3 separate regions of the Homo sapiens genome follow, and all the other regions are linked to region 3. A link is a loop called in an ENCODE intact Hi-C map of the cell type or tissue named here. Cell type or tissue: GM12878. All regions are shown on one strand. Links, peaks and the distances in the headings refer to the core of each region. The heading gives the core; the rest is flanking DNA.

What was found. A loop is a pair of places that touch in the nucleus more often than their neighbours do. Peaks named below come from ENCODE experiments on the same cell type or tissue, not always from the same donor. Only the 100,000 strongest peaks of a DNase experiment are listed, where the experiment ranks them.
Region 1: it touches region 3 in a loop (2.3-fold over the local background); 8 of 110 quality-filtered maps call a loop at or near these places.
Region 2: a loop joins it to region 3, with 3.0 times the contacts of the local background. A loop is called at or near these places in 2 of 110 quality-filtered maps.

What each region holds. Positions count from the first base shown.
Region 1 is chrX:39,848,546-39,858,900 of GRCh38, reverse strand. No RefSeq gene overlaps it. Among named protein-coding and RNA genes, the nearest start is that of MIR1587, 16 kb to the right of the region's middle. RefSeq lists enhancers at 472-972, 3,074-3,153, 3,424-3,543, 5,292-5,586. In GM12878, for the core only: a CTCF peak has its summit at 3,842; DNase peaks (open chromatin) are centred at 3,050 and 3,580; H3K4me3 peaks cover 2,517 bases; H3K27ac peaks cover 2,896 bases.
Region 2 is chrX:40,294,007-40,304,361 of GRCh38, reverse strand. No RefSeq gene overlaps it. Among named protein-coding and RNA genes, the nearest start is that of LINC03099, 36 kb to the right of the region's middle. RefSeq lists an enhancer at 381-560. In GM12878, for the core only: a CTCF peak has its summit at 4,940; DNase peaks (open chromatin) are centred at 3,659 and 4,398; H3K27ac peaks cover 1,124 bases.
Region 3 is chrX:40,164,165-40,174,519 of GRCh38, reverse strand. It overlaps a transcript of BCOR not described here. Among named protein-coding and RNA genes, the nearest start is that of BCOR, 71 kb to the right of the region's middle. RefSeq lists silencers at 2,351-2,430, 2,451-2,510 and enhancers at 4,236-4,435, 4,018-4,708, 4,709-5,399. In GM12878, for the core only: a CTCF peak has its summit at 4,846 (motif pointing right); a DNase peak (open chromatin) is centred at 4,855; H3K4me3 peaks cover 1,923 bases; H3K27ac peaks cover 1,589 bases.

The DNA.
Region 1 (10,355 bases), core at 1,957-6,956, 310 kb after region 3:
GGCAAGACAGCAACTACCAGCCATGGGAACAACATTCTCCCAAACCCCTGTCCTGCAGAAATGTTGCCTCTGGTTTCTATAAGCTTTACTGGGAGGAGGCCCTAAGCACAGGCAGGGAGACAGTGGGATTATCAGACGTTGAGAGGGTCATGGCCCTGAACTGTTCTCCCCATCCTGGTGTGAACCTGGCCTTGTCTTTCTTGGTACTTCATTGCTATGGGTTGAACTGTGCCCCACACCCCATTCATCTATGGAAGCCCTAACTCCCAGGACCTCAGAATGTGGCTATATTTAGAGTTAGGGCCTTTAAAGAGGTGATTAAGTTAAAATGAGGCCATTAGGGTGGGCTTAATCCAATACAACTGGTGTCCCTAGAAGAAAATGTGGACCCACGAGAGACACTGGCAGGGTATACGCATAGAGGAAAGACCGTGTGAAGACACAGCAATAAGGTGGCCGTGTGCAAGCCAAGGAGAGAGGCCTCAGGGGAAACCAAACCTTGATCTTGGACTTCCAGCCATCAGAACTGTGAGAACATAAATATCCGTTGTTTAAGCCACTCAGCTTGTGGTCTTCTGTTGCAGCAGCCTGAGGAGACTGATACATTCGTCCTGCATCCCTGTGACAGAATCTTCCTTTAGGTGAGGTGACCAAGGTGGGCCCAGGCCTCCAGAAGTCACTTCCTAATTACCTAGGAAGGGGAGGGAGAACCTCTCCCCATCCTGTCCTGGCAGCACAGAAGGCTGCTTTGATTTGATTAACTGATGGTCACCCACGGGACCCTGGACTTGCCAGTGAAGGGTCAGCTCAGGATAGGCAGGAGGCTGGCACAAAGTGTCAGCCTCTCTGGGAGCAGGCGAACACCAGGCAGCCCTCAGCCTGGCCCCAGAGGGGTTGTGGTCTGTGGGTGTCCCCAGGCCTTGTCTGACTCACACAGCTCCCTAAATGTCCCAGGTCTGCCCCTGGGGGTGTGCAGTTTGGCTCCAGCTCTGTCAACACTCTGGACTTGATGTAGGTACTGAGTGACTGGAAAAGCAGCCCTGACTGCAGCCACCCAAAGCCCAGCCCACTCCTGGGTGCAGGGCGGGCAGCCCTTCCTCCTCCCTGGACTCTGTTTCCACCACACATGAATCCTGGGCCTGCCTGGCCCCGACGCATTTTTTATTTTGCTATCTATATTCTTTCCATTGTCCTGATGTAAATAATTTAAACTGACATAGAAAGAAAGGGCAGGCCTTGCTACAAAATGGAGGCTGTCAACTCCCCGAACCTCCATTTCTTTTCGCCTCCTGTGCTCATCTCTTCCCTGTTCTGTTCGATTTGCCTCGTTCTAGAACCTTTCTCTAGTGCTCTCTTGTTTTTTTGTTTTTTTTTTTTTTTTTTTTGAGAAAGAGTCTCACTGTGTCGCCCAGGCTGGAGTGCAGTGGCGTGACCTCGGTTCACCGCAACCTCTGCCTCACGGGTTCAAGCGATTCTCCTGCCTTAGCCTCCCGAGTAGCTGGGATTACAGGCACACGCCACTATACCTGGCTAATTTTCATATTTTTAGTAGAGACAGGGTTTCACCATGCTGGGCAGGCTGGTCTCAAACTCCTGACCTCAGGTGATCCGCCCACCTCGGCCTCCCAAAGTGCTGGGATTACAGGCATGAGCCACCGTGCCCGGCCTCTAGTGCTCTCTAGCTCCACACACATGCATGCATGCACATGAACACGCCACACACGTGCACACACACACCCTTCTCCCCCTCCCCCCAGGTGTCAGTGAGCAGAGTGTGTGTGACATTGTGTGTCTGTCTCTGGGATACAGTTTCTCTCTCTTGGTGTGAATTGCCTGTCTCGTCTGCATTTCTCATTCTGTTTCTCATCTCCCTACTTTCCTTTGCCTCTCTCTGCTGTTTGCATATGTGAGGGAAAGAGCTGCTTCATTTGTGAAGTGGCCTTATTCCATGGCCTCATTATGCAATCACACAGCATGGAGCTCTCTTGGGGGTTAAGTGGGGAAGGCAGAAGACAGGGCCAGGGAGAATTCATCATCTTTCCCCCGGAAAGCTGTGCATTTTCAGAAGATATAAGGGACAAGTTTGGGGTTCACAGACCCTCAGGGGCTTTTGTGCGTCACCTGGACCTTCTGTGATCGGTACATGGAGCTGCAGCTGGCCACTGGCATTGTCTGGAGAGCAGCCCTGGCCTCTCTCAGCCTTGAACCAGGAAGCAGGCTTTATTTGTCAGGAGAGGGCATAGCCAGGATTTCCTGAAGGTTCTGGCCTCCAGCCTGCAACCCGGCACTGTCCAATAGAAATATAATGCAAGCCACAAATGTGAGCCACATATGTATTAATAATTTTAATGTTCGAGAAGCCACATTAAAAAGGTAAAAAGGAACAGGTGAAATTGACTTAATCATATATTTTGATCAACCCGATGTATCTAAAATATTATCATTTCAATATGAAACCAGGAAAAAATTATTGACAAGGTATTTGACATTCTTTTCTTGAAACTAAATCTTCAAAGTCTGGTGTGCATTCTATGCTGACAGAGGATCTCAATTTGGCCGGGCCACATTTCAAGTGTTCAGTAGAAACATGTGGCTAGTGGCCCCTGTCCTGGACAGCACAGGCCCAGCCTACCAAGCCTGAGGTCTGGAAGTTCTGTTTCGGCTGTCTAAATGGCAGCAATACAAGCGCGTCCTCAGTGTGTATGTCTGATGGGAAGACGACGAGGTGATGTGCGGGAAGTTCACTGAGCCATTATTCTCCCATTACCATCATTAGCAGTAATCATCATGAATGCACTGGCATGGCCCACGTCCGGCCCTGTTGCTGCTTGCTTCCAGTTCACGCGGCATTCTGTGCCGGGGAATTGCTGACCCAGATTCTGTTTTGCTGGGGGGGCAGAGGGAGCTGAGGGTGCAGTTTCCAGGTGCTCTAGGCCTGCCTCCCAGCTGAGACCCCACCTACTAGGTGTGTGCTCCTCCCCTTTCTTTAGGTACCAGGCACCCCTCCAGCTTCTATATATAGCACTCTGTGGCGACAGCTGGCTATCTGATGACTCATCAGTCACCGTGGGCGTCTCCGGATGGAACCCTGAACATTTATTCAGAGGGTGCTTTTGCCAGTTTCTGAACGACTCCTAGTAAGTCCTGCCTTTTGGGGATTGTTTTAACCCCATGGAGATTGGGGGTTTGAAGACTCAGTGGGTTCCTGTCTGAAGGCCTCTGGGGGCTTAAAAAGTCCAGTGGGGCTTTGGGGAACTGGCTCCAGGTAAGCCTGTGAACGCAGAGGAATGCATTCTCAAACTGAGGGCTTGAGTGGTCTCTCCTTGGTCATCTGTCCATCTAAGTACCTGGCTGGCCCCAGATTGCCCCTGGAAGTGGGGCTTGGGAGATGTTAGCTCCTTTCAGGAGCTGCAGGGCTCCTCCCATGTATTTTCTGTGGGGCATCAAAGACCCAGGGCTGGCTTTGGAGCTGGGTTTAATGTAGGCTGCTCTGCTCACCAACTCCACCATCCTGGGCAAGTCCCTTCTGCTCTCTGGGTTTCCGTTTCCTCCTCTGTGCAATGCAGTCAATACCATTGTGGCCGTCTGGTTCTGAGGGTTGGAGGAGGTGCCGTCTGTAACAACTGTTATTACTGTGCAGCCCAGGGGCCCCATCACTTCGGTTTTCTCAGAAGCAGCTTCTGAGACGCGGATTCGTGTGGAAGCAATTTATTAAGGAAGTGCTCCCAAGAAACACGGAAGGGTATGGAAGGGCAGGACCAAGAAGGGGAGGAAGCCAGTTTCAGACAAAGTCCCTCTGCAGAAGGGTCTTAGTCCATCCAGGCTGCTGTAACACGGTACCACACGCGGGGGGGCTGATAAACCACAGACACGTACTTCTCATGGTTCTGGAGGCTGAGAGGCCGAGATCAGGGTACCAGCACGGTCGGGTTTGGGGGAGGGCCCTCTTCTGGGCTGTAGATTGCCAACTTTTCCTTGTGCCCTCACATGGCAGAGACAGGGAGAGAGAGCTCTCTGGGGTCGCTTTTTATAAGGGCACTGACCCCCTTCATGAGGGCTCCATCCTCATGACCTCATGACCTCCCAAAGGAGGAGCTCTGGAGGGCAAGTGTCAACTCAGAGCCTGTCCTGACTCCAGGCAAGAGCACTGTACCTGCATGCTCCCTTGCACCAGCTAGGAGCTACCGTGAGTGTGGGGATTGAAACTCCTGGGTACTTCTGGCTCTGAGGGGGATGTGCCCCGGGCGGGCCTGCAAAGAGTCCCAGGCACAGGCTGTGGGAATTAGGAGAGGGGAAGCTATATGGGGTGGGGGAAGGAGCCCGAGGGGATGTGGGTGAAGCATCTAGAGTGTCCCCACCACCCCTTTGCTTATCTGTCCTCCCACCAGAGGGGGCCAGGCCAGCACCCCTGTATGGATGGGACTGGGGCCGGGGAAGGAGGCTGGAGTCAGGAGGAGAGGCACCACCCAGGCCTTACTCTTCATATGGGTGGAACCATCCCATGAACAAGTGGGATGAGGAAGCCTGAGGAGCTTTTGGCCAAGCTTAGCCTCTGGGGGTGCCCAACACTGGGCACGGATAGGGCTGGGGCACAGACCCAATATTCCAGTACCTCCAAGTCTTTTGTCCGGCACCCAGGCTAGGGGCCCTGAAGATGCTTCACTGTCCAGCGGGATGGGGTTGGGGAAATATTTTTGTTCTCTTCAGCTCAGTAGCCTTCTTCCTTCCTTTCATCACCTTGTCTAAGACTGGCCGGGTCTTTTCTCAAGGTCACCCCAGGAACCAGGGTTCCTTGGGTTCTGTCGCCAGCTCTGGGCACCTCTCCACCATGGGCCACCTGGCTCTTTCATTTTCTTACTTCCAACTTCCACCTTCTCTTCTGCAGCATTGAGCTGCTTTTCTCAGCCTCTCTGGACTTAAAGCAACTTGGCCCAAAGGCTGCCAGTTGCCCTTTCTCAACCCTCCAATGCTTCTGTGCCCTCTACCAGGGATGGGGCTGTGGAATCCAGAGCACACCCGGTTGCCTTCCCTAAATTTCCATTCACCAGCAAAGATGAGTTTATTTTCCACTGTCAGGAATTCAGAGTTTGAATGATTTTACCACTGCTCTGTTCTTGGTGCAGCTGGGATTCTATTTATCACTGGGTTAGGAATTTCACTTCCTGCCTTTTCCATCCCAGAAGAATTCTCTCCCCTCCCCTCCCTTCCTCTTCTCTCTTTCCCCCTTCTCTCCTTTCCTCTTTTCCCTTCTCCTCTGCCTGCTTTTCCATCCCTCTCCCCTTCTCCTCTCCTTCCCCACCCTCCTCTTCCCCCCTTTCCATTTTGTTCCCCTTCTCCATTCTCTCCCTTTTTTCTTCCCCCCTCTCCCCTGCCCTTTTCTGTCTCCTCTCCTTTCTCCCCTTCCCTTTTTCTCTCTTCCCCCTCCTCTCCCTCTCCCGCCCCTCCCCCACATACTGTTTTGCTGTCCTCAGGGTGACGGTGACTTAGGCCAGCCCTGGGGATGGGTGGGAGAGCAGCTGAGAATCCAAAGGCAGGAGAGTGCACAAAAAAGAGATATGTCGACAAGTGGCTAGGGACCATGTTCCTGCTTTAGCTACGCACTGTGTCAAGCGCTGAAAGTCACTACACAGGCAGTCATTATTATGATTTTTACCTTACAAAAAATGCTTCACCCAGGGCATGGCATCTACTTGGTATTCAGTAGCAGTCAAATTGGAAAAAGGAGGCTTTCAAAGAGTCATTAAGACAAACACTGTTTGAAAATTATACAGAAATTCTATTTAGCTATTTGAAAATGAAAGAGTATTATACTGTCTTTGTAAAAATGCTTTTTTTCCAGTTGCTCACTGATTTTTTTCCCCCCAGTTGCGGTGGCTGATTAGTGTTTTCGTAGCGTCTCTTCCAGTTCACCGCAGACCTGCTGTTCCGTGGAGTCTGGTGTTGCAAAGCTTGTTGCAAAGCTTGTGCTGAGGAACTGCGAGGGGTCTCTGGGAATCTCTCTCAGGTTGCCGGGACCAGAGAGCCATGTGTCTGGCTAATGTGACCATCCCTCAACAAGGGTACTGCTCACTGGATTTCTCTACACAGACTCCCCTCCTGAGGAACTGACTAGGCATGAAAGATCTCCCCCAAGAATTGTTTAGTGACAGCTTAAGCTAGGCTAGCCTCTCTGCCTCACTAAGCTCAGCTGAGGTCAGAGTGGTGGGGTGTGACGCCCGCAACTCCGGGCAGTTAACTCACACAAAGGGAAAACTCTCTCCCCACCTTGCCTACCTGCCTCCCTGCCTGTGGGCAATTTTGCCAATGTTTTCCATTAGTCACAAAGGAGAGGGGCAGGTGGGGGCAGGGTGGTCAGTGGGGACAATCATTACACAGGAAGAAAACCAAAACCATATTACTATCTAAGGCACTGTGCTAAGTGCTGGCATTAGGGTTGCATTTGGTGAAAATCCACATATAACACAGAAAAATCTATGAACCATCTAGAAATCCTAACTTCTTGACCCTTGAACTCCTTCTTTAAGAAGATCACTTGTTCATGGAGGGCTTCCCTGACCCCTGGGCAGGCTCCTTCCCCATTCTCTTGGCTGCTTCTGCCAGCACTTGGTGTCCTTTGCCTGAGGCTCTCTTTGGCTGCGTGAGTGGGCAGCCCTCCCTAACACCCTCAACTCTGACTGTTAGGATTCCGTAAGTAAATGCTCCAGCCTCCTCATCCTTCAGGAGGGATGATCTGAGGTGTGTTCCACACTGTCAACCAGGGGTATCCTGCAGGACCCAGCCCCATTTGCCCCAACAAATGCGGACAAATGGGTGGGAGCCTACTTATCAATACGGCCTCTGACTGCCCCCCTGGCTCTCTCTCCATGTCCTCATTGCCCTACTGATGCTTCCTGGAATCACCTCCCAAAGAAACTGCTTGCACACAAAACCTTGTATGCAAGACATTTGCAATCTAAATTAAGTCTCCCTGTTCTTTCTCAGGGCACTCCCCACCCCCAGCTTAATAGCACTCATCATGATATGTAATTATGCATTTGTTTGTGTATCTATTTGTTTAATGAGGGCAGAGACAATGTCTATTTTGTTCACCACTAAATCCCTGCACATCACTCAACCCAGAGCTTAACATGTGGTAGATGCTCAACGTAAATTCTGTTGAAGGAATGAATGTAACATCATTAGAGCTTTCTAATCTTTCACCCTTTGGGGTGGTTCAAAAACATGACCCCAAAGTTTCCTGACACTCCTTCCAATGAGAAGCGGGGTCCTTCTCTCCTTGAATCTGGATACGCTGGTGACAGCTTCAACTAAGAGAATGAAAGGGCTAGGTCATAAAAGGCCACACAGCTTCTGCCCTGAAGCCCTGAATAGCTGTCATGTAAGAACTCTGACTACCCTCAGCCGGCCATGCTGAGAGGAGGCCCAATTAATATGAAGGGACAACACATAGGTGCAGAGATCCATAGTCCCAACTGAGCCCAGTCTCCAAGTCATTTCAGCCTAAGTACCAGATGTGTGAATGAAGAAGCTTCTGGATGATTCCAGCCCCCAGCTCTTTTCAAGTCTTCTCAACTGAGACCCCAGACATTGTGGAGCAGAGAGATCCACAATGCTTTGGCCCGTCCAAATTCCTGACTTATGGAAACTTCGAGCATAATAAAACCGTTGTTAAGCTGCTAAATTTTGGAGTAATTTGTTATGCAGAAATAATTGGAAGACCTTGATTGTGAGTTTATTAATTCTGCATTTATTTGAAAGTCATTTATCAAGTTCCTACTATGTGCCAGGTGATGGTTACACAGTAGCAAACAAGGGAAAGATCCCTACCTTCCGGGAACTTACAATCTAGGGGCTGCTGTTGTAACTGTATCTTGCAAAAGCCTACATGTTGCTTTTTAACAATAATGAGTAGGTTTTTCTGAAACCACTTCCAGATGGTGTGGGGGGAGGGGTGCTTCCGGAGTGAGTTGCTAAGGGAAGCTCCAGGGGTAGGTGGATTAGATAACACAGACCCAGGGAGCTCTATTATTTGCTGGCTGTCAACCACCACTGTCCTGCAAATCATCCACAGACTAGCTGCACCCCCACACTAAGGGGGAGAGATTAGGGAAGCTGGGAGGTGCCATCCTTGAGGCAGAAGGAGAGGGGAACTGCTCCCCGCAGGCCCTGGAAAAGAGATGGTGCCTGCCTCTTGGAGGAAGATGGCATTGGCTTGTCCAAAGCTGGAGTAGGAGGACTTAAGAAAGCTGAGGCCACTGGCTGGCACTTCAGCTCCCTTATCTGACTCCGGGAGGCAGGTCTGGAATCAAAGTTGCCCCTGTGTGTCCAGACGTGCCTCACTCATGAACATGATTTTATGCCCCTTATGTTTCTGCTCCTCCTTCATTCTTTAACAAAGCAAGACATTTTTATCTGCCTGTCTCGACTCTGCTAAGGTGAAACAAAGAAAAGGACTCTGTCCTTTGAAGGACTAGTCATGAAGGGTGTTTTCTCCTAGGGGTGACCTTTGGTATCAAGGTACAAACTGCAAGAGGAAGGGGAATTCCAGGAGGAAAGTTTGGGTGTTTAGCGTCTCATGTCTGCCTGGAGCTTTTCCATCCTGGAAACCTGCTTTTGTTTAACCCTGGAAGGTTCTGGGGCCTATACAAGGAAGGGCGGCCATGTTAGGGACACTGTTCAGTAAAACAGGACCCACCTCTCCCAGCGGCTGGTGATAGAAGTGGAGTCAATGCAGACAGGCTGTGAATTGGGCTGTTTTTGTGTCAGTATAAAGAAATACCTGAGATTGGGGAATTTATAAAGAAAAGAGGTTTCATTGGCTCTTGATTCTGCAGGTTGTACAGGAAGCATGGTGCTGGCATCTGCTTCCGATGAGGGCCTCAGGGAGCTTACAATCATGGTGGAAGACGAAGGGGAGCCAATGTTTCACATGTTGAGAGTGAGAGCAAGAGAGAGGGAGGGGAGGCAGCCACACACTTTTAAACAACCAGATTTTTTTTTTTTTTTAGATGGAGTCCTGCTCTGTTGCCCAGGCTGGAGTGCAGCAGCGTGATCTCGGCTCACTGCAACCTCCACCTCCCAGGTTCAAGCGATTCTCCTGCCTCAGGCTCCTGAGTAGCTGCGATTACAGGCGCGTGCCACCATGCCCGGCTAATTTTTGTATTTTTAGTAGAGGCAGGGTTTCACCATGTTGGTCAGGCTAGTCTCGAACTCCTGACATCGTGATCCACCCGCCTCGGCCTCCTAAAGTGCTGGGATTACAGGCGTGAGCCACCCTGCCTGGCCTAAGCAACCACATCTTGCATGAACTAACTGAGCGAGAACTCACTTATCACTGAAGGGATGGCGCTACACCATTCACGAGGGGCTATTCCCATGATCCAATCACCTCCCACCAGGCCCCACCTCCAACAGTGGGGATCACATTTCAACATGAGATTTGGAGAGGACAAACATCCAAACGATATCAGGCTGAAAACACGGCTGGCACTTGAAACTTTAGAGAAGTCACCTTTTCCCTGGGCTCCTCGCTCTGGTCTCCCTGAGACTGTCACAGCGGCTTCATAGGTGCTTCGAGTTTCTTTGCCACCCCCTGATCAGGCCTTCTGTGTTTTGTAGTAGTCGCCTTCCCAGATTTATTGAGTAGCTCAGCTGAACCAAGGTCTGAGCATTCAATTAGGTCTTGTTATTCATCCGTTCACCAAATATTTAGTGAGCCATGTGCCAGGCACATTTCTAGCTGCTGATACAGCTGTGAACAAGACAGATGAAGCCCTTGCCCTTCGTGGAGCTCACATTTTAATAAATAGTTTGGAGGCGGACAAAGAGAAAATAAACAGAGAAACACGAACCTGGAGCATTTGGCTCACAACTTAGAGTTGACTCATCTTCAGTTTGACGTCCCTCCTGCTACGAGTTCCTGGCTAACTGACATCTCTTCTCCTCAAGCAGATGCTAACTTTGAGCCCTACCACTGGTGAGTGCCCCTAAAGGCTCACACCTGTGATCCCAGCACTTTGGGAGGCCGAGGTGGGCAGATCACTTGAGGTCAGGAGTTCGAGACCAGCCTGGCCAACATGGTAAAACCCCATCTCTAGTAAAAAAAAAAAAAAAAGACACAAAAATTAGTTGGGAGTAGTGGCTCATGCCTGTAATCCCAGCTACTGGGGAGGCTGAGGCAGGAGAATCGCTTGAACCTGGGAGGAGGAAGTTGCAGTGAGCCAAGATCACGCCACTGCACTCCAGCCTGGGCAACAGAGCAAGACTCTGTCTAAAAATATATATATATATATATATATATTCCAGCTTCAAGATGTCCTGGCACAAGAGATCTAGATCCATGTTCTCTCTCAGTT
Region 2 (10,355 bases), core at 2,243-7,242, 130 kb before region 3:
CCAGGGGACCCTGGCAGGATTAAGGCTGTTTCCCACCTGCCATTCACTCGCCCTCTACAGCTCTGCTTCCCTTCCTTATCTCTGTCCCCTGTGCCCCTGCTGGTGTCTCTGGGGATCATCCCTCAAATAAACTCCTTGCACTCAGGGTCTGCTTCTGGGGGAACCCACACTAGGAAGAAATACATCACAGAGAACATACCAGACTTGATCTGGTGAAATATCAGAAACCAGATACATGGTTGTTGACATGTGAAGCCTAGTGTATTAGTCCGTTTTCACACTGCTATAAAGGACTACCTGAGACTGAGTTAAACTTATGAAGAAGAGAGGTTTAATTGACTCACAGTTCTGCAGGCTTAACAGGAAGCATGCCTGGGAGGCCCCAGGAAACTTACAATCATGCCAGAAGGTGAAGGGGAAGTAAGCACATCTTACCATGGAGGAGCAGGAGAGAGAGAGAGAGAAAAGGGGGAAGTGCCACACACTTTCAAACAACCAGATCTCATGAGAACTCACCCACTATCATGAGAACAGCAAGGGGGAAGTCCGTCCCCATGATTCATGCACCTCTCACCAAGCCCCTTCCCTGACACGTGGGGATTACAATTCGACATGGGATTTGTATGGGGACACAGAGCCAAACCATATTACCTGGGCAGAGACTGCATCTTCAACTGCCATGGAAAAGGAGATGGGCATTTCTTCTCTTTCACTCTTTCTGTCTCTCACTCTCCTTTATCTCTTCAACTTCATCTCTGCCACCCCCTCCAGCACATTCCACAATACAATGTCCACTCATTCTCTGAATTACTTACAGTTCTCTGCTCTTTCAAGTCTCCATTCCTTTCCACAGGTAGTTTTCTCTGCTGAAATGACCTTTCCCCCTTTGTCCACCTGGAAAACTCCTATTCAGCCTTCAAAACCCAGGTCAGATATCCCTTCAGGAAGCCTTCCTTGACTCTTCCCATCCCAGGAAGCAATTTACTCCCTTCACCTGTCACCTCTGTGCTTCTTCACTTAGTGTTGTAATTGAATTTGTTTCCTGTCTCCAACACGACATCCTCCCCACAAACAACACAGTGAGTTCCTTGAATGAAGAGCCTGCTATATTTCTAGCATCTGGAACACACAATGCTTAGCACATATTAGAAACTCAGTGTTGAAATTTAATAATGCTTATTCCCTTTTTATTCTGCATGAGAAATTTGAAAAATGTGTATTAGAAAGGTAGTCCTTTTACATGCCTGTAATCCCAGCACTTTGGGAGGCTAAGGCAGGAGGATCACTTGAGGTCAGGAGTTCGAGACCAGCCTGGCCAACATGGTGAAATCCTGTCTCTACTAAAAATACCCAAAAAAAAAAAAAAAAAAAAAAATTAGCCTGGCATGGTGGCCGGTGCCTGTAATCCCAGCTACTCGGGAGGCTGAGACAAGAGAATCGCTTGAACCCAGGAGGCGGAGGTTGCAGTGAGCTGAGATCGCCCCACTGCACTCCAGCCTGGGCGACAGAGCAAGATTCTGTCTCAAAAAAAAAAAGAAAAGAAAAGAGAGAAAGAAAGGAAGGAAGGAAGGAAGGAAGGAAGGAAGGAAGGAAGGAAGGAAGGAAAGAAAGAAAGAAAGAAAGAAAGAAAGAAAAAAGAAAGAAAGAAAGAAAGAAAGAAAGAAAGAAAGAAAGAAAGAAAGAAAAGTAATCTTTTTAAGACCTAAGTTGAATCATGTCACCCCTTTGCTCAACACCCTGCATTGGCTCCCCATTTTACTCTAAGTAAAAGCCAGAGTCCTGCCAATGGCCATCAAGATGGTACGATCATCTGCCCCAGCCCTCACCTCTGGGCCTGCATTTCCCATTTTCCTTCTCCCTCTGCCCCAGCCAAGATCTCCTTGCTATTTCTGAGGCGTTCCAGACAATCCTGCCTTAGGGCCTTTGCACCCTCAGTTCCCCTGCCTGAACCACTATTACTCCAGATAATTAGCCTGGTCTAATTTCTCACCTCCTTCAAGCCTTTGCGCCAATGTCACCTTCTTCATCTTCTTCTACTTTTTTTTTTTTTTTTTTTTTTTGAGACAGAGTCTCACTCTGTCGCCCAGGCTGGAGTGCAGTGGCGAGATCTTAGCTCACCGCAACCTCCGCCTCCCGGGTTCATGCCATTCTCCTGCCTCAGCCTCCCGAGTAGGTGGGACTACAGGCGCCCGCCACCATGCCCGGCTAATTTTTTTTATTTTTAGTAGAGATAGGGGTTCACTGTGTTAGCCAGGATGGTCTCAATCTCCTGACCTCGTGATCCGCCCACCTCAGACTCCCAAAGTGCTGGGGTTACAGGTGTGAGCCACCACGCCTGGCCCTTCATCTTCTTTTAATTTTATTTTATTTTATTTTTTGAGACAGAGCCTCGCTCTGTTGCCCAGGCTGGAGTGCAGTGGCACAATTGCTGTTCACTGCAACCTCCACCTCCCGGGTTCAAGCAATTCTCCTGCCTCAGTCTCCCGAGTAGCTAGGACTACAGGCACATGCCACCACGCCCAGCTAATTTTTGTATTTTTAGTAGAGACAGGGTTTCACCATGCTGGCCAGGCTGGTCTTGAACTCCTGACCTCAAGTGATCCACCCTCCTCAGCCTCCCAAAGTGCTGGGATTACAGGCGTGAGCCACCACGCCCAGCTGATGTCGCCTTCTTGATAAGACCTCTCTGACCGCCCTATCAATACAGCCACCACCCCCGGCTCACTTGCCCAATCCCCCGCTTCCCCTTCCATCCTTTTACTTTTGTCCATAGCACATCTCTCCTTTTTTAGCAGATGAGAAAATTTACTCAGTGATTACATTTCCTGTTCCCACTCCATGAGAGATGAAATCTTGTATCCATCTTGTTCACTGATATATCCCCAGTGCCTGGACCAGCTCCTAGCACATGATAGGCACTCACTAAATGTTTGTTCAACGAATGAACCTAGGTTATCCATCCCTCTTGGATTAGGAAAAACAGTTTCCCCAAGGCCTGTCATTCTGGAGATGAAAGTATAAAAGCAGCCAGAGCTCCCCATTTGTCTGCCCCCATCCCGAGGGAATCTCAGAGCAGGGGTGTCCCTCCCCGCTAGAGTTTCTCTCCTGAAACGGTCCTCCATCTCCCAGACAACTGTGTTCTTACAAGGAAATTCTCCCCTCGCAGACACACAGTTGCCCTGCACATTGTCAACTCCCTGAGCAGGGCCCAGAGAACTATGGTGTTAAGACAGAGGGACGACAGCCCCAGGGACAGGCCAGCCAACACCCCCATGGCCTGTATTGATGGCAAGGAGGTGTCCTGTCCTGTAATGTGCCCAGTAATAAACATACATCCCTTCTAGTTTCGGGCTTAGCTGCCTGCCTGCACAGCCTGAACAGGAGCCCATCAATGGCAGAGGGTACATTCTGAGCAATTAAGGAAAATTCCACAGGTTCTCCGCAATAAGCACTTACACGGGAATGCCTACTCTTTTCAAAGGAAAAAGAAAGAATGCTCGTAATGATCCCTCTCTTTACTGGGTGAAGTTCTAGGCGACCGGGCAGGACCTGTATCTAATTAGATACCCAGAGAGCGTGATTCACCGCCCATCATTTACAAGCATATCAAGATTTCAGGTTTTGCAACTGAGGCTCAAAATGAAACCATTTGGGTTTCGCAGACCTGCTGCAGCGTGCTGGCTTCGGCTTCGAACTGGTGATTTAGTAAACAACCTGGAGGGGGGAAACCCAGCTACCCTTCACCAGGCAAGGCTTGCCTGGCCCAGCTTGGGGAGCAGAGGCGGCAGCTGGAGAGCAGGGAAGGGTTTCTGAGCAGAGAGGACACAGGGGTGGTGGGGGTGATGTGGGTGGCAGTGAAGGGATGGCTGGCCGATCAAAGGGCCCCCTCAGGCCAAACCCATGGAAAAGGCTTTGATCTCCTAATCACATCTATTTATCTTGGGTCCAGCCTGAGACAAAAGAACCGCCCTGAAGGGCCGGCCTTTGAGGGCAAGCCTCGCTCCTGAGCTTCTCTGTGGGTTACTGAGACCTTGGGCAACCAAGAAGGCAAATCTGGGACCCCTGAGGCCCAGGCGGACCCTGGCCGGCTGGCAACGGGGAGAGGGGGATCGAATGCACTGGAACCAGGCCTGGAAAACCAAACATGATGGCCAGATCTGAAGTGACAGCCAGATGCAGAGAAGACAGCAGCACCATCAACGGGGTTTACTTGTCATCCAAGTTCTCTGACTGGGGTATTGGAGACTGGGGACTGAGAGGAAAAGAGAAGCAGAGTTCCGTGATCTTTCATTCACATCTCATAATATCAGCAGCAAGAACAGTAATAGCATTTACTTCATGCCTGGCACTGTTCTTAATACTTCCCCTTTATTAACCCAGAGCTATGCTATCATCGTGCCCATTTTACAGATGAAGAGACCGAGGCACGGAGCGGTTACGTGACTCATGCGCGGTTACACAGCTGACATATGCTGGAGCAGGAGACTTCACCTTCCGTTTCCTCCTTTCCTGCCTCCTGACCTCTGAAATGGAGGGGCAGAAACAGGACCTAATGGACCCAGGCTCTTCCTCTAATGCTCTCTGGGTCTCTGCTTGCTCATTTCTTTTGTCAAATGTGATAACAAACCTCCTCCCCAAAGCCCCCGACAGGGGTGTTTTGAAGCTTGAAAGGTACAGTAAATGTGAAAGTGTTAATATCAACCAAACCAAAGTGCTAGGCAAAGTGAGAGTCTCCTGTTTTTTCTTTCCTCTTCGGACTCCTCTTGGCTTCCTGCAAATCAAAGTTATGAGAGGGGTGCGGTGGGAGTAGCTTAAGGAGCAGAGCTGGCTGGCAAGAGGGGGTTGAGGTGTGGGAAAAAGCCGCTGGGGTCTTTTCCTGGCTGGAAAGGGGCTGGGAAGCGACTCTCCTTTTAGGACCTAGCAGGGGAACCATTCGTCTTATAACTCCAGGAGGCGCCATTCACATAGGATACAATGCTAATGGTGACCCCTGGAGTCATTCCACATGCCCATCGGGCTGGGTGCTAGAAAATTCTAGAAAGGACACTTCTGCCTAGGGAACAGCCCCAGCCCTGACCGCGGTCCCTGGCCGTGGAGAGCAGGAGCTGAAAGGCCTGAGGTGTTGGAGCTGGGGGCCGTGGTAGGGAAAGGGCAGAGGCTAAGGGAGGGATCGGGGAGGCCAGGGCTGGCAAAGTGGGGTGGGGGCAGGCGTTAGAGAAAAGCTCAGGGAAGCTCCCTCCCCCACCCGCGCCCCGCCCCCGCCCGGGCTGTGGGAGGGAGACCCTGACCACATCAGGGGTGTGTGGCGAGGAAATGAGGCCTCCTCAGGAACGAGCTGCAAATGAGAACCGTATGGAGTTTCGGGATCCCCGAAGGAACACAGGGAAAGGATACAGTTGCGTCCATGGGAAAGTTATTATCATCTCCGCTGAAGTTAAACATTCGGGAGGGTCTGCTTTCCATCTCCTCCGCCTGAGAGCCTGTGAAGGGGGAGGCGCGTCGGGGGCTTGTCCGGAGGGCCTGGCCGGTCACATTTTCCGAGGGGAGTCAGGGACAGGGAGAGGCTGTTAGAGGCAGCCAGGGCCCTGAGGAGGTCCTCTGAGCCTCCAGCCTGTGCTCCTGCCCTGCGTCTGCCTCGCTCTTTCTCCAGTGCTGAGAAATCCATTGCTCCTCTCTCCTGCTCGGGGCTGCGCTCTGCAGGGGTGTCAGGGCTGCGCTCTGCAGGGGTGTCGGGGCTGGGCTTCACCTCTGCAAGTTCCTGGGCAGATGGAGAGGGGGAGGAAAGAGAGGCCCTGGCCCCTGAACAGGAAAGCTGGAAATGTGGAACTCAGGGAGATCTAAAGGAAGAATTCGGGCTTCTGGAAAATTCTCCCTCTCCTCAAAATGTACTAGAAATGGAAGTGAGTCAGGCAGAGCGGCGGGAGGACCTGTCTTCCAGGAGCTGGGCTCACCGGTGCTTACTAGTGACCTTTGAGATAATAAATCTGCCCCAGAAAATTATCTTCCTGCTGCAGCTGCCCTTAGAGGTCAGGGAGAAGGTGGACTTTCAGGTTTCACGGGGAACAAGTGTTCCAGGCCGAGGACACCGCAGCCTCCAAGCCTTCAAAGCCTGAACACCTTCTCAGGCCCCTCAGAGGCCCCTGCCTCAGAGATGGGTCCCTTCCTCCTCCTCCTCTGCCGAGGGATTTGTGATTCTCTGAGCACAAAGGGCAGAAGACTGCCTGCCTGCCTGCCTCACAGCTCCTCCCTACCCTCTGGCCCCTATCCTCATTGAAGTTTTCTGGAGTTTTCTCTCATGAGTAAGAATGAGGAAAGACAGGAGATTTATAAAGGCTCTTTTCTGACACTCATCTCCCCTAATTTTCTGGACAGACAGAAGTCCACTTGGGTGCCAATGAGGATCAGTCCAAGCCAACAATGCCCAGCCTCAGAGGGTCACCCAGGGCACTCCTCCAGGGACACGAAGGGGACCTCAGTTGTGGTGGAGCAGGTTGCTCCTTCCTCCCCACTGTCAAGCCATGTAACCTCTCAGACCAGTTTTCTCACCTGTCAAACTGAGGAGAGCAACACTGATGGCCAGAATGGTTTTCAGGATTAGCTGACAAAACACATCGAGCCCATGGAAGGTGCTCACCAAATGAAGCTTCCTTTTCCATCTGCATCCCTGACTCTGGACCAGCCCTGAGGAGACATGGGCATTGAGGACTGGCATGGAAATGAATTAGCACTTGAGTTCAGGTGCTAATAACAGAGACCTAACTACAGAGGCTTACACAAATCTGAGGGGGGTTTTGTTTTGTTTTGTTTTGTTTTGTTTTTTTGAGAAGGAGTCTTGCTCTGTCACCCAGGCTGGAGTGCAGTGGCGCAGTCTCGGCTCACTGCAACCTCCACCTCCCAGGTTCAAGCGATTCTCCTGCCTCAGCCTCTCGAGTAGCTGGGACTACAGGCATGCGCTACCATGCCTAGCTAATTTTTTTAATTATTATTATTTTTAGTAGACACGGGGTTTCACCATGTTGACCAGGCTGGTCTCGAACTCCTGACCTCAAGCAATCCACCCGCCTCGGCCTCCCAAAGTGCTGGGAATACAGGCGTGAGCCACCACACCCAGCCAAATCTGAGGTTTAATGTCTGATAAAATGAAGTCCAGAGGTGGGCAGTTTGGGGTTGGTATGGTAGTCACCAGGGACCCAGCCTCCTTGGATATTTCTGTTTTGCTTTCATTAGCATGGAGCTTCCATCTCCAAGATGACAAGATGGCTACTAGAGCTCCAACCATCATCATTCCAGGCAGACAGGTTTAGGAAGAAGAACCGCAAAGGGCAAAAGGGATCCTCCCAGCTCAAGGAGCCTCTTTGAAGGTTTGCCCTTATATGTCGTCAGCCACCTCTAAGCTTCAAGTGAAGCTGGGGGTATAGTCTTTTAGCTAAACACAGTGCTGCCCCTAATAAAACCCAAGGAGGATGCAGAGAATGCAGAGCTGACATTCACAGGTACAGTGGAATAGTTGTTAAAATATTGAAATATTTTTACTGATAATAAATGGCTCCTTCCCCAAGCCTCTCCTTCAATATCTCTCCTTGTGGCTCGGGCCCCTCCTCTATCTCCCCATGACCCAGCAACAGAAGGATCAATGCCTGGCGCAGCAGAGGGTTCGGCACTAAGTAGGCATCTGCTCTGATGGGCCACTGCCTATCCTATACAGTGGCGAAAATATTTGAAACATCACCCTTGGAAGAATGGGTTCCAGGCAAGTGAATAGCTCAAACAAGGGTTTCTAGCAGCTGCTCAGGAAAAAAGGGAAAGGAAATGAGTGATAGCTCAAAGGACACAGCACTTCTACTGAGCAAGGCCTAGTCTGCTCTCTAGGACAAGAGCAACCTTAGAACTGGGTCCCATGCTGCAGAGGCCCCTGCTCTGGCCACCCCGGTGGGCACGTAGTCTACAGGACGAAAGGGACACCCGCCTGGAGCCCGTTTTCCCCTTCTGGAAACACTCTGGGATCCTAAGACCCAGAATTCCCTACCTGAAAGCCCTAAGCTCACTATCAGGGGATTCCCAGGCCTCCCCATGTCCCAAGGGGGCATGTCACTGTCTGTTCACACCCTATCTTAGTCCTGTTCTGCTGCTATAACACAAGATACCTGAGACAAGGTAACTGATAAAGAATGGAATTTTATTTTCTCACAGTTCTGGAGGCTGGGAAATCAAAGATCTGGGCACCCACAGATTCAGTGTCTGATGAGGGCTGCTCTCTGCTTCCCAGATGGCACCTCTTGCTTTGGCCTCCCATAACAGAAGGGACAAACAGCTCCCTCACACCTCTTTGATAAGGTCACAGTCCCATTCATGTAGGCTCTGCCCTCATGACTTAATCACCTCCTAAAGGCCCCACATCTTAACACCATCCCATTGATGATTAAGTTTCAACATACGAATTTGAGAGGGACACATTCAAACCACAGCCCTCCCTTAAGTCGGAGTGGTAGCCAAGACATGACTGTTTAGAGGGGAGGTGTTTGGGGTAGAGGGAGGGAATCAGACAGAGCAGAGACATTTGGGCCAGTGGGGGAGATGCATGTATGCACACAAGGCCTCTCCCAGTGGGAGACAGAGCCTCAGAGGTAGGACAAGAAAAGGGAACAGACGGGCCAGGAGCCGGCTCTCCCCACGCTGCTGTGCTCCCATGCAGAACCATGGGGGAATCCAAGCAGTCTAAATTCAAACCTAGCCTTTCCTATCACTGTGAAGTTATATTCATCAACAGATTGGACATAATGGTTTGGAAGCTTTATTTTAGTCTTTAAACATTTACAGCATTCTTTGGGGGAGGGAGTCCCGAATTTTCATGTGTCTCCCTGCAAACACTCAGTGATCTCTGGTTTCTTGTGGGTAAATGCTTTTTAATGTACGTATATCCAACTGCCATTTTCAATGAAAAATTTCTTTTTGCTAACTTTTAAAAGCGTATTATAGACCGGGCATAGTGTCTCACGCCTGTAATCCCAGCACTTTGGTAGGCTGAGGCGGGTGAATTACCTGAGGTCAGGAGTTCAGGACCAGCCTGGCCAACATGGTGAAACCCCGTCTCTACTAAAAAAATACAAAAATTAGCCAGGCGTGGTGGCGGGTGCCTGTAATCCCAGCTACTTGGGAGGCTGAGAGAGGAGAATCACTTGAACCCAGGAGGCGGACGTTGCAGTGAGCCAAGATCGTGCCATTGCACTCAGCCTGGGCGACAAGAGTGAAACTCCTTCTAAAAAAATAAAATAAAATATTTACAGATATGGTATGTGGGCTTCTGGGTGCACTCTTGGACCGGATCCCAACAAAGTTAAGGGTGACCCTGTCTGAGATGATCATCCATTAGTAAGTCTGGTCTTCATGTCTTTGGGGAGGAAATCATCAGAGTAGGGAGCCCCCTGGATGGAGTGAGCCAGAAGTGAGCCCAAGCAGCACCATCAAGGCAGCCAGCCATGGCTTAAAGCCCCCCACTCATATTTTCCTATCTATTGCAAGAGCCCTGGGTGTTCCTCATAGCATCGGGAAGCAGGACTGCAGCTTTAAAAGTCTGGCTTCGGCTGGGCATGGTGGCTCATGCCTGCAATCCCAGCACTTTGGGAGGCCGAGGCAGGCGGATCACGAGGTCAGGAGATCGAGACCATCCTGACTAACATGGTGAAACCCCGTCTCTACTAAAAATACAAAAAATTAGCCAGGCATGGTGGCGGGCACCTGTAGTCCCAGCTACTCGGGAGGCTGAGGCAGGAGAATGGCGTGAACCCAGGAGGTGGAGCTTGCAGTGAGCCGAGATCGTGCCACTGTACTGCAGCCTGGGCGACAGAGCGAGACTGTCTCATAAAAAAAAAAAAAAAAAAAAAAAGTCTGGCTTCGTGTTTGAGAAACATCTCTGCAAGCAACCTATAGGGAGCACCTTCTAGGTGTCAGGCTATGGGGATGCAGCCGGCATCAACAGCCACCATTGCCACTCCTAGAAGAGGTGGAATAACCAACCATCAATGTTCACTATCAAGTCTGCGTTTGCAATGCAATTGGAAGAGTGCTGTGTGTGAGGTTACTGTGGGTTGACCAGACAGATAGCACCACAGGCAGGAGGGCCCTGTGAAGAGAGAAGTCAGATGTGAAGACCTCAGGCCCATCTCCATGGGAAGCCTCTTTCGCTGGTGAAACAGAAATCAAGAGCCTCAGGAATGGTCTCAGACCTGCGCCTTTCCCCACAGGAACTGCTGCAAGTAGCGATCTCCCTCCATCTTTCTATGCAGTGACTGACAGACTCAGGGCATGACACAGTGGCTATGAGGAGGACCTGACTTGCTCCTTGGGCTTGTCCCCAT
Region 3 (10,355 bases), core at 2,962-7,961:
GTACGGGGAGGGGGCTGCCCAGACGTGTGCTGCCGCCGCCCTCGGGCTCTTTCTTGCGCACCACGCGGCCTCGGAGGAGGGGAAATGTGAACTCTCCGGGTGGCGCTCGAGAACTGGAATTCTGATTTAGGGCTGCGGGTTTGTTCCGGAGGCTGGCTGGGAGCGTCTTGTAGGGGCCGGAGGCTGTGAAGGGGAAGCCCCAGAGGTGACCCTGAGGCCTCAGAAGCAAACCTGGAGGCGCCCGTGTTCTTTGTCTTTCTCGGGGCTGGCAGCTTGGCACGCACAGTTCCGATAAGGATCTACTGAGAGCTAGAGCGCACTGCCAGCACATTTCAGTGATTAGGCAAACGCCGGTAGCCACTTAAGGCAAAGGCCATTTGCGTTGTGTTTGAAAAGGAAAAGGCAGCCTCACCTAATGAATTATGGGTGACCCTGGAGAGGCCAAGCAGGGGAGGCCGAGGCCTCCCTAGGCTCTTATTTGCCGCAACTCCTCCCCTTTTTGCCAGAGTCGCCATTTCAAAGGTAATGGGAAGCCTTTTGAAATTAGAAGTCTGACCGATTCTGTCTACAGAAGTGGTATTTGCATCTGTGCACCAGTAAAATGTGGCCCGCCAGCGGCCCAGGGACAAGGCCTGCCATACGCCAGCCCTGCACCAGTGTTAGACCAAAGTACATCCCAGAGGACATGGCTTTTGGCCAACTCCTCCGAGAACTGATTTAAAGAGGTGGCCTTCAGCCATCAAAAAAGGTGTCCTGGAAGAGTAGGCTGGAGGTCCTGGAAACCAGCGCTCTTCCCCAGGGCTGCAGGGAGAGAGTGGGTAATGGTGCCTGAGCCCTGACGGAACTTGCTATTAATCCAGTCTAAATGAGCACCATTAAAAAGGACTCTCCCTCCTATCCACCACCACACACACACAAGCCTTTATGGGACGGTCTAGTGGAGACCTAGACAGTTTGAGGGCATTTGGCCTTCACTTTTCAGTGGCCATACAATAGTGCCCTTTCCACCCTGCCAAGACCACTGGCTCCATGTAAACTTCCAGGAACTTTAACCCGGAACTTTGTACTCCCTACCCATCCAAAGGGAGTGCCAGATCATAGTAACAAACACACGTAGCATTGTACTGGAGGCAGCGTTCTAAGCACCTTATGTATGGAGGCATGTTATCCTCAGAACAACCCTACGAGGTAGATAATAGTATTGGTCTTATTTTACAGATGAGGACTCCGAGGTTTCGAACTGTTAAGCGGTTTGCCCAAAGCCGCACAGCTTGGGATAATAGGGCCTGGATTGACCAGAGGGAGAGATAGGGCCTGGATTGACCAGAGAGAGAAATAGGGCTGTGTTGCCTCTCTAGCGTTTTGTAATGAAAGTGATCTGTTTGGGGGTTGTTTCGAGAGGACTGCCTGGACCCCAACCTTCCAAAGGAAAATATGAAGAGACTAGAAGGCCCAACATTTGGCCTTTATTTTGCAAAAGAAAGTTCTGGAGAGTCGTACAGAGGCATCTTACTGTGGCTCCTCCGCGGCAAGGAAGGGGTCAGGGAAGGCAATGCAAAGGCCCCCCTGGCCCACCTAGCTGCATAGCATCCGGCGGTCACGTCCGCCGGAGGTGACTGGGGACTGGGGACAGCCGATTGCCGAGGAACTCCTTATCGCCCAGTGTCAGTGCTCCCGGGTGCCGGAGCTAAACGTCCGCCTGCGGGGGCGGCTAGTTCACACCAGTCCCCTGGCTCCCGACGCGCCCCCGGGCTTCTCCCGCGGAGCTGGCTAGATGCCCGGCGGCGGCTCCGAAGCTCCGGGCTCCCCGCCGCTTGTCCCGCCAGCCCGAGGCATGGAGCCCCACGGCCCAGGACTGGAGAGCCCAGTTCGTCAGTCCAGGTTGGGACTGCTGGTTCCGGGTTGCTCACGATCACTCTCCCCTCAACACCCGTCCGGCCAGGGCGCGCGCGCAGACACATAAACACACACGGCTTCCAAGCGCGCAGCCCGCCTCCCGGGCCTCCGCTTTTCCTTCCTCCTCCCCGCTCGGGCGCTTCGGAAGCCCGTGGCGGTTGTGTGCTGCGCCAGGGAAGAGTCCGGGTCGGGGAGACCGCGCTGCCCTCTTTCCCCCCAAGGTCTGCGCGCACGCTAGTATCCTTAGGAAGCACAGTCAGGCTTGTGGGTTCCCATCTTCCCGGGAAATGACGGCTGCTGGCGAGGACCTGTTCGCTCCGTGTTTCGCAATGGCCCGGGGATCAGAGGAGAGGACCGGGCGGTGGGGCCTGCGCGTGGATGAGGGTGGCGGTAAATCCCCTCTCCCGCGAAGGTGGCTGAGCCTCCGGCCACCGCTAGTAGTAGTCTACCCTGCTCGTCTTGCATTGGCCGCAGCTTGACTCCCCTGCGTGCCGCGGGTCGGTGTGGGTGTCCCCACTCCCTCAAGCCTTTACTTTCAGCTCGCGAAACCCCATGGATCCGCGGCTGGGCTGGGCAGCGCAGACGCCCAGCTGCCCTCGCCAACCCCAGGCCCAGAGGGGGCCAGGCTGGCCTGGGGGCTGGGCGGCCCGGCTGCACTTGCCGGCGTTGAGAGAGGCTCTGTGAGCCGGAGCCGGCCGCCGAGCCGAGGGAGAGAGCGCATCAGCCCGCGCGCCTTAAGGCAGAACACACGCCTTTCCCGGAACCTTGAAACCCAGGGGAGCCGCTGCCATCTTCGCGTGACGAGCAGCGAGACGCCGGTGATTAAGTGTTTCTTTCCGGCTCCCTCTCCGGGTTGCGGCTCTCCTCCTTTCCACAGGGCTGGAAGAATAAAAACCTGGGGAAAAACCACACACAACTGCGCTCTGGTCTCGCTCGCCATGTCCGCACTGGTTTCTTAGGGTGCGCCCACGCGGGGCACCCCCTGCTCCCCTACTCCACGCCTGGCCGGGGTCGAGGGCTGCGTGCCTCGGTTTCCATCCGCTCTAGCGCAAATCTCGGAGTTTAATGGGGAGGGGGCACACATTGCTGAAGCCACCCGACCCCCATTCTCCTTACGCCCCCCCCCCATGGGGATTAAACCTAAACACATGAATCCCCCACCCATACCCGGGACTAATCCAGCCGCGCCTCCTGGGATTAACTCGGCTCACAGGTCCATAAAACACTTCCGGCGCGGCCAGAGGGTCTGTCTGCAGAAACACTTTAAAATTGTCCTCCCGGGCCTGGAGTCGGAATTGACTGGGTGGAGGGAAGTGAGTAAACAGACAGTTGTAAGAGACAATCCGTGAGGTTTGCAGGCTGTGAAAAGAGCTGCTTAAAATATGGGCTGTCGGGGTTGCCTCCAGCAGGAGGGTGGCCCGGGTCCTAGCAGACAGATCCAAGAAAAGGATGCAATATATTCTAAATGACATTGACCTGGAGGAAGGAGGGTGTAGGCAGGAGCAGGCTGGCTTCACATGGCTTCTGGCTCCAGTTCAGTGAGGAAGACTAGCTTCCAGAAATTTGTGGGGGCGAGTGGCCAGTCTCTTCATGTGTAAAATCAGAACAGTAACACCTACTCTGTCCCCCTCGGATGGGTTTCTGAGGACCAAAATGTGAAGGCACTTTGTAAATGCGGCTCAACCCTTCTGCTTCACTGTGGTTAATGTTCAGTCTCTCTTAGGTAGAAAAACCAGTGACTTGCTGATTAGAAAACAAAGTAGAAATCAGCCCTTTCTCAAATCTACGCAACAATGTTCGAGATAAAGGGAACCCAAAAGCAACCTAATATTTTGAACCTCCTTTTACATCATTTCGAGATAAGTTTCTGAAGTAATGAGAGAATCTTTGGAATGTTCTAAGAAAATCTGTCAAAAACTGGAGGTTAATGGGGAAGAAAGGGAGGCTTTAAATTGGGTCAAATCACATTTTAAGAAGGCTGGGCGCGGTGGCTCACGCTTGTAATCCTAGCACTTTGGGAGGCGAGATGGGTGGATCACGTGAGGTCAGGAGTTCGAGACCAGCCTGGCCAACATGGCGAAACCCCGTCTCTAGTAAAAATACAAAAAATTAGCCGGGCAAGGTGGCGGGCGCCTGTAATCCCAGCTACTGGGGAGGCTGAGGCAGAATTGCTTGAACCCGGTAGGCAGAGGTTGCAGTGAGCCGAGATCGTGCCACTTCACTCCAGCCTGGGCAAAAGAGCGAAACTCCGTCTCAAAAAAAAAAAAACCAAAACCAAAACAAAACCGGAAGAAGAATATAAATTTATAGTAGCTTCCTGGCTATATCCCCTTCTGTTAGTCTGCAGAAGAGATGCCCGTTGGTAGCCATTCCCCCAGCCCCAGGACCGAAGGACGTCTTGACTCAGGCTTGGTCTGCTAGGTGCAAGGTGTTGTTGGCGTCTGGGGTGGGGACAGTGAAGAAAGGCGATCATTTTGCTTTAAATGAACATCAGAAGACCCAGGCCTGCTACTGCGTCTTGAAGGCCTGGAGTTGTTAAAACTCTGTGGGAGGGGGTGCCTCGTGACCTCCTTCCTCGCAGATGGGCTCAGGCAGCGTGACCGGCCCCAGGTGGTGCCCAGGCGCGCTGGGGATGGAGGCCCAGGCTGCGCGTTCACCCTGCCTCGCAGATAGCGAGTAGGGGCCTCCGGCTGGACCGCCCACCGGCCTTACTCTCCCTTCCCTGGCCTTGGGGCCTTGGACCAGGGTTAACCCTGGTCCCGTCTCCACCTCATTGCCCCCCGTGCAGCGCCGTCCCCGCCCTGGCTCCCGGCCCAGATCCCGAGGCCTCCCTCGCCCAGCAGTCTCGGTTCTTCCCCCTCGTGATTCATTTAGCAGCGGTGCAGAAAGCCTGTTTACCTCCGCAGCCCTGGGCGACTCGATCTGCGTAAAAAGCCCCAACGCCAGCTCCGACCAGTAGGGGGGGGATTGTCCTATAGATTATTTCTCCTCCTGGTTTTTGTTTTTGTTTTTTTTTAAACCAGAAGGCTTGGTTGAAGAGGGGGTGGGGTGGCGTGTTGCTGCTGTTTTTTAAAACACCGTATTTGAAAGAGAAACAAAAGCCACACAAAAGCCGTTTAGGAGGTACCAAGACTGTTTTTACATATAAAAAGTGCAGCGAATACCAAGGGGCCCCCAACAGTGATAAACTAAATGGTTGGCCGATTTCGACAATTAACAGTTAATCTGTTATCTGCGATCAGCAAACAAGTTTTGAGGCTCGAAGGACACCGAATTCCTGTTCCAGTCGATAGCGTTGTACTCGAATCTGTTGAGCACATCAGATGCTCCCTGTTTCTCCTAGAGCGAATCCAGCTTTAGCAAACATGGGTTTCCCAGGTTGAAGGACCGACTTGAGCCAGAGAAAATTCTCTTGTGCAGCTGAGGAGCCTCTGTCTGCATCGCCCCTCGAGCCCGAGCTCATCTGTTTGGTTTAGATTTCTCCAAATTGGTTTTCACCCCGATTTCGCGGACCTCCTAATTTTGCACGTAATAGGCCTCCGATAAATGTGTACTGAATGGCAGAAACTAAAGTGAGGCCCTCGGCCTGGAAGACGGCCTGACGCACGGCCTCGCCCTTGGAACCCCACTCGGGTTCCCAGAGCCCCCAGGCCGCTGCAGCCTGCGCGCAGCTTCGCCCTGCGCCGGCCAGGGCGGGCGGGCGGGGGAGGCCAGGAGGCACGAAGCGCCTGGAGCCTGCACGATGATAAATATTGCGCAGACAGCCCATAAATAATTTGCATTATGTTCAGCTGACAACGCGGGGCGATTAATTTTAATAGCTACATATTTGCCTGGGCTGCTGCTTTCGTAGGCCCCGTAATGAAAGGCGAGAGGCCGCCCTGGCTCCGTGCTCGCGGTCCAGGAAGGCAGCCGGGGGTGCGGGAAGGCCCGATGTGGCGTCTCCTCCAGGCAGCCCCCCGGGGAGCCCCAGCCCCTTGGCCCCCCTCTCGCCCTCCGTGCCTTGTGGAGGTGAGGTGTGCGCGCACCGCCGGAGCACCCCCGAGGCCTCGAGCAACAGGAGCCACCATAATGACACTGCACATTTGTCTGTGTGGGGAGAGCCACTTGTGGACTGGGAGACCCTCCACGTAGCTTTGTGCCCCACCCGGACCAAGTCCGGAGTTTCAGGTTCCACTTAGGCTAGGAGGGGGGTGTTTGCCGCCGCCAATTCGCCAGTGGGCCCCAGCTCGGCCGAGGCTTCTCCGCCCTCCCGGCAGAGGCAAGAGACAAAACAAAGCCCGGCTGTCCCCGCGTCCTCTCCGCGCGTGTAGGGTCCTGAGTTCTGCCTCCCAGGAGCTGTCCGGCGCTCCGCGGAAGGCCCCCCTAAAATGCTTCCTGAGCTCCTTGATGCAAAAGGACCGCACACATAAAGGACGGAAGAAAAGAAAGGGTCTGGAGGAGCTCTTTAAAAGAGGGGGCAGGGAAGGAAGCGCAGCGAGGAAGGACGCGGCTGCCGCGGTCCCGTGGTGGCCGGGTGCGCGCGTGTGCGTGTCTGTGTGTGCGTTCCGATGACAAAGCCCCGCCGCCGCCAGCAAGCTCCTGGCTGCCAGAGCTCTGGTGGGGGAGGGGAAAGGGAGGAGAGGAGCCAGCGCTAGCGTAGGTAGCGGGGAATCGAAGCTTCCCAGGAGAAAGAGTTCATTCATGAGCTGTAGGAGGCCTCGCGGCCCGGCCAGGTGGAGCCTCCTGAAGCCAACACCTGTGTATTTTCCTTTTTGGAAACAGGCGAGCCCATCGATCATTACCATATTTTAATTGCCTTTCGCAAAGGTCATCTCTAATTATGGGTTGCGAGGAGGGTTGGTCAGGAGTCCGTGGCCCTTTATTATCTGTGTGGGTGTGTGTGTGTCGCCGCAGAGACAATGCGCCCAGCTCTTATAGAAATGCCAATCCGAGGGTGTCCGTGCGCGCCTGCGAGGCGGTCACGACGTGCTGGATCCACGCAGACCAGGCTGCGTGCACAATAAAAGCCGAGCAGGCGGCTGAGGGCCGCGCAGACCCACGGGTTTTCTTTTTAGAAACAGTGGTGCGAAGAGACTTGACAATAATAACACGCAGCAGGATTAAATCAGGGCGGGAATAAGGAAATGTATTTTCGTTTCTAGAACCGCGGACTGTGTTTAACCCATCCGATCCTCCCCTCCCCAGAGCATTTTGTGCACACGTGGAGTTCCGCGCAGGGACAGGCGCCGGGCACAGAGTGGCTTGGGACTGCCCGATGACGTTCCAGGGCAGCCACGTTACGTTCATATTAATCTCTTCCCTTAATTCGGCATGGTTGTCAGTTACAGTGACGTGAAACAGCCTTAACGATGTCTGTTTTATGGGAAACAATACCTGGCTAGTTGAAAAAGAGAAAGCAAACGTTGAGGTTTTTTAACTTTTGAAAGTTTGCATTTCCTTAGTTTTTATCACTGTCAGAAACCCTTGTGGCAAAAGCCTATTTTAACTTCCTCCGAGGGAGAAGAGCAGTGGAGAAGGTAGATGGAGGGTCAGGGGTTCTTGGGAGGATATTTTGGAGATGGAGGGAGGTGGAGATCAGTGAAGAGCTGTGAGTCAGGGGTGGTCAGCAGCCACTCTGAACTTGATTTTCTCAAAGGAGCCTGGCACTTCTGAGCCCCGATGCTGTTTCTGGTAGTCCAGCCTGACAAAGTCAGAGGCTGGGGTCAGGAGCCTCAGAGAGTTGGAGAGTTTTGTACTGGTCCTGCTTCCTGCCTGCCCCCACACCTGGCCTCCTGGCCTCACCAGCAGCCAGCTCTGCCCTGAGGAAGGCAGAGCCAGATGACTGGTCCAACCCCCCAGAGACCGCCTGGCTTTCTCCTCCCCTGTAATCATAACCAGATGCACTTAAGCGCCTTTCATCAGAGGAAGCCCAAAGCCCTTTAACAGGCTTCAATAAAAGCCTTTTGAGGGCCTACCAGCCTGCTCAGCGTTGGGGCCCCTGTGCCCACTTTCCACCTGAGCCAGCCTGGGGCTGCAGTCAGGGTCTAGCCTCTCCCCTGGGGCCCCAGAAGCCAAGGAAGTTTACTCAACTAAGGCAACCTCTCCAAGCAGGTAGGGTGCCAAGATTCCTGCCAGGTGTGTGGGTTCAGACCTCATTAACAGGAGGAAAGAAAGGCATGGGAGGGAAGCCAGCAGCTAGTGTCTGTCTTAAGGAAGGACAAGAAGGAGCAGCCTATGAGAAGGAACCAGAGGGGCTAGGAAATAGAGCCGGGGTGAAGGGGCAGTGATGATGGAGATGTTCACAAAGACTCCCATGGTACTTCCACCAACCCGAATTCAGAGGTCAGAGCTGCTGTCCCACTGTGTTGCAGTCTGTCTCCCTTACTAAACTGTGAACTCCCTAAGGGGAGGGACTGTCTTATTCACCTTTGCAGGCCCGGCCCGGGACCTGGCACAAAATAAGTAATCAAGATGGGAGATCACAAGCTACGATGGAAAACTCTGGATCAAGATGCATACGGGCTTAAGATGGGAGCTCTGCCCCCAGTGGTTGTGTAGCCTATCTGAGCCTCAGTTTCCTTATCTACAAAATGGGTATGAGAATGCCTACATCAAAAAATTGGAGAAAGATCCGATGAAGTAGTTGCAGGTGAAGCACCAGGAAGATGATAATAAAGTTTTTAATAAATACTGTGCCCTAGCTGGGTGTGGTGGCTCAGGCCTGTAATCCTAGCTACTCGGGAGGCAGAGGTGGGAGGATCACTTGAGCCCAGGAGGTCAAGGCTGCAGTGAGCTGAGATTGTGCCACTAAGTGACAGAGTGAGACTCTCTCAAACAAAGCAAAACTAGATAGATAGATAGATAGATAGATAATCTCATGCCCTTGCTCTTGAAGGAGTGAAGAGAGGATTTGGACTGATATTGTTTGAATTGTAAGTAGGAAGGTTTGTGTTACACCCTAGCTAGGCACAGGTCTCTCTGGCCTGGGATTTGGATCAGAAGAAGGAATTGTTTCTAAACTGTGTGAATTGGAGCCACAGGACCCCACTGCACTGTCCAACAGGGCAAGCAGCTCCAAAGCTGTGAACTTGGGAAGCCAAGCCAGCCTTGGTCTCAGGCTCTGGGGAAGGGGCAGGTCCTAGACCCTTGGACTCTCCTGCACAGGGCTGGTTGTGGCTGGGGCCTAGTTGTGCACTGCGGACCAGGCTGCTGGAGATGAGTGGCTGGCAGATAATCCCAGTTGGTGCTGGCTTTCTGTGGTCAAGAGGAGAACTGCCCCTTCAGCTTTGACCTCTGCTCCAGTAATCATGGCTGTATTTTATTTTTGGCGGGTTCATCCTCTGGCATTTGGCAGGGCGGGGAGGGGAAGCGGGGTTGCCTGCGTCTCTTTGCTATTCCTTCTGGTCTGCTCAGTAGCTCCCCACCTCTCATCCCCCACCCCACCCCACACAATGTGGCCTGGTTTTCTCCCCATTGCAAGCTGCTTTATCATTTTTGCCTGTTCCCTGGCTGCTCTGCTTGTTTGAGAGTGGGGGTAAGACCTGGGCTCTCCCCATTCCCCTCCTCGGTCCATCACATTCCAGATGTCTTTCAGCCCCTCCTCCCATCTCCCTGAGCTTGGCACTTCCCCAGGAGGGCAGCCTGAGGGTCAGGGTCCATGGGCCGCCTGGGCATCAGGGGCCTGTGAGTGCCTGGCTCAGAGAAGGAGGAAATGGTGGGGGACAGAGGCCAGCTGCACTGCTGCACATTCCTAGCTTTGTGAATGGAAGCTCATGGCATTTGGTGTGTGACACAAGTCTGGTAGTCGGGGTCAGAATGAAAAGGTGTGGGATTTGTAGGGGAATTGGGAAGAAAATGAAGTAAGCTAACACTTCTTGCATAATTCATCCCTCCCTATCCCTGAGATGAGCACCCTCCAGGAGAGGCAAGAAAAACAAGAGAGAAGAGAAGAGAAGGGAGAGCAAAACCAGCCTGGTGGAAATGCTTTGCCCCTCTCCCTTCCTGCCTAGGGAACTGGCTCCCTTGTGCAGCCAATGTAGGTCAGGAGGGGACAATAGTTAGGGTCCTTTACCCAGATCCTCTAGGGAAAATGTGAGATCAGATTTGAGGAAGACACAGGTCACTGTCCTACAGGGATTTCAGAAAGAATAAGACACTGCGTTATCAAAGGTGGGGGATTTGGGTTATGATCAGAAATTTCCTTAAAAAAAATTTCCTGCCTGTCACACTTTTGTTTTTAACCCAGTTCACCTTCTTCCATGGATTTAGCAATAAGTTATGAAATTGATCTCTTCCCCTATAGCATGTCAGCTACAAGGGAGCTCAGAAGCAATTTAATTCTGCTCCTGGAATCTGTGGGTCCAGAATTTGGTGGACTCAACAGCTGGAGGCTGGAAGCATCCGGAGGGGTCTTTACTTTATGTCTGGCTGTTGGCTGGGACCTCAGCTGTGTCCCATAGCATGAGCACAGGGCTCTC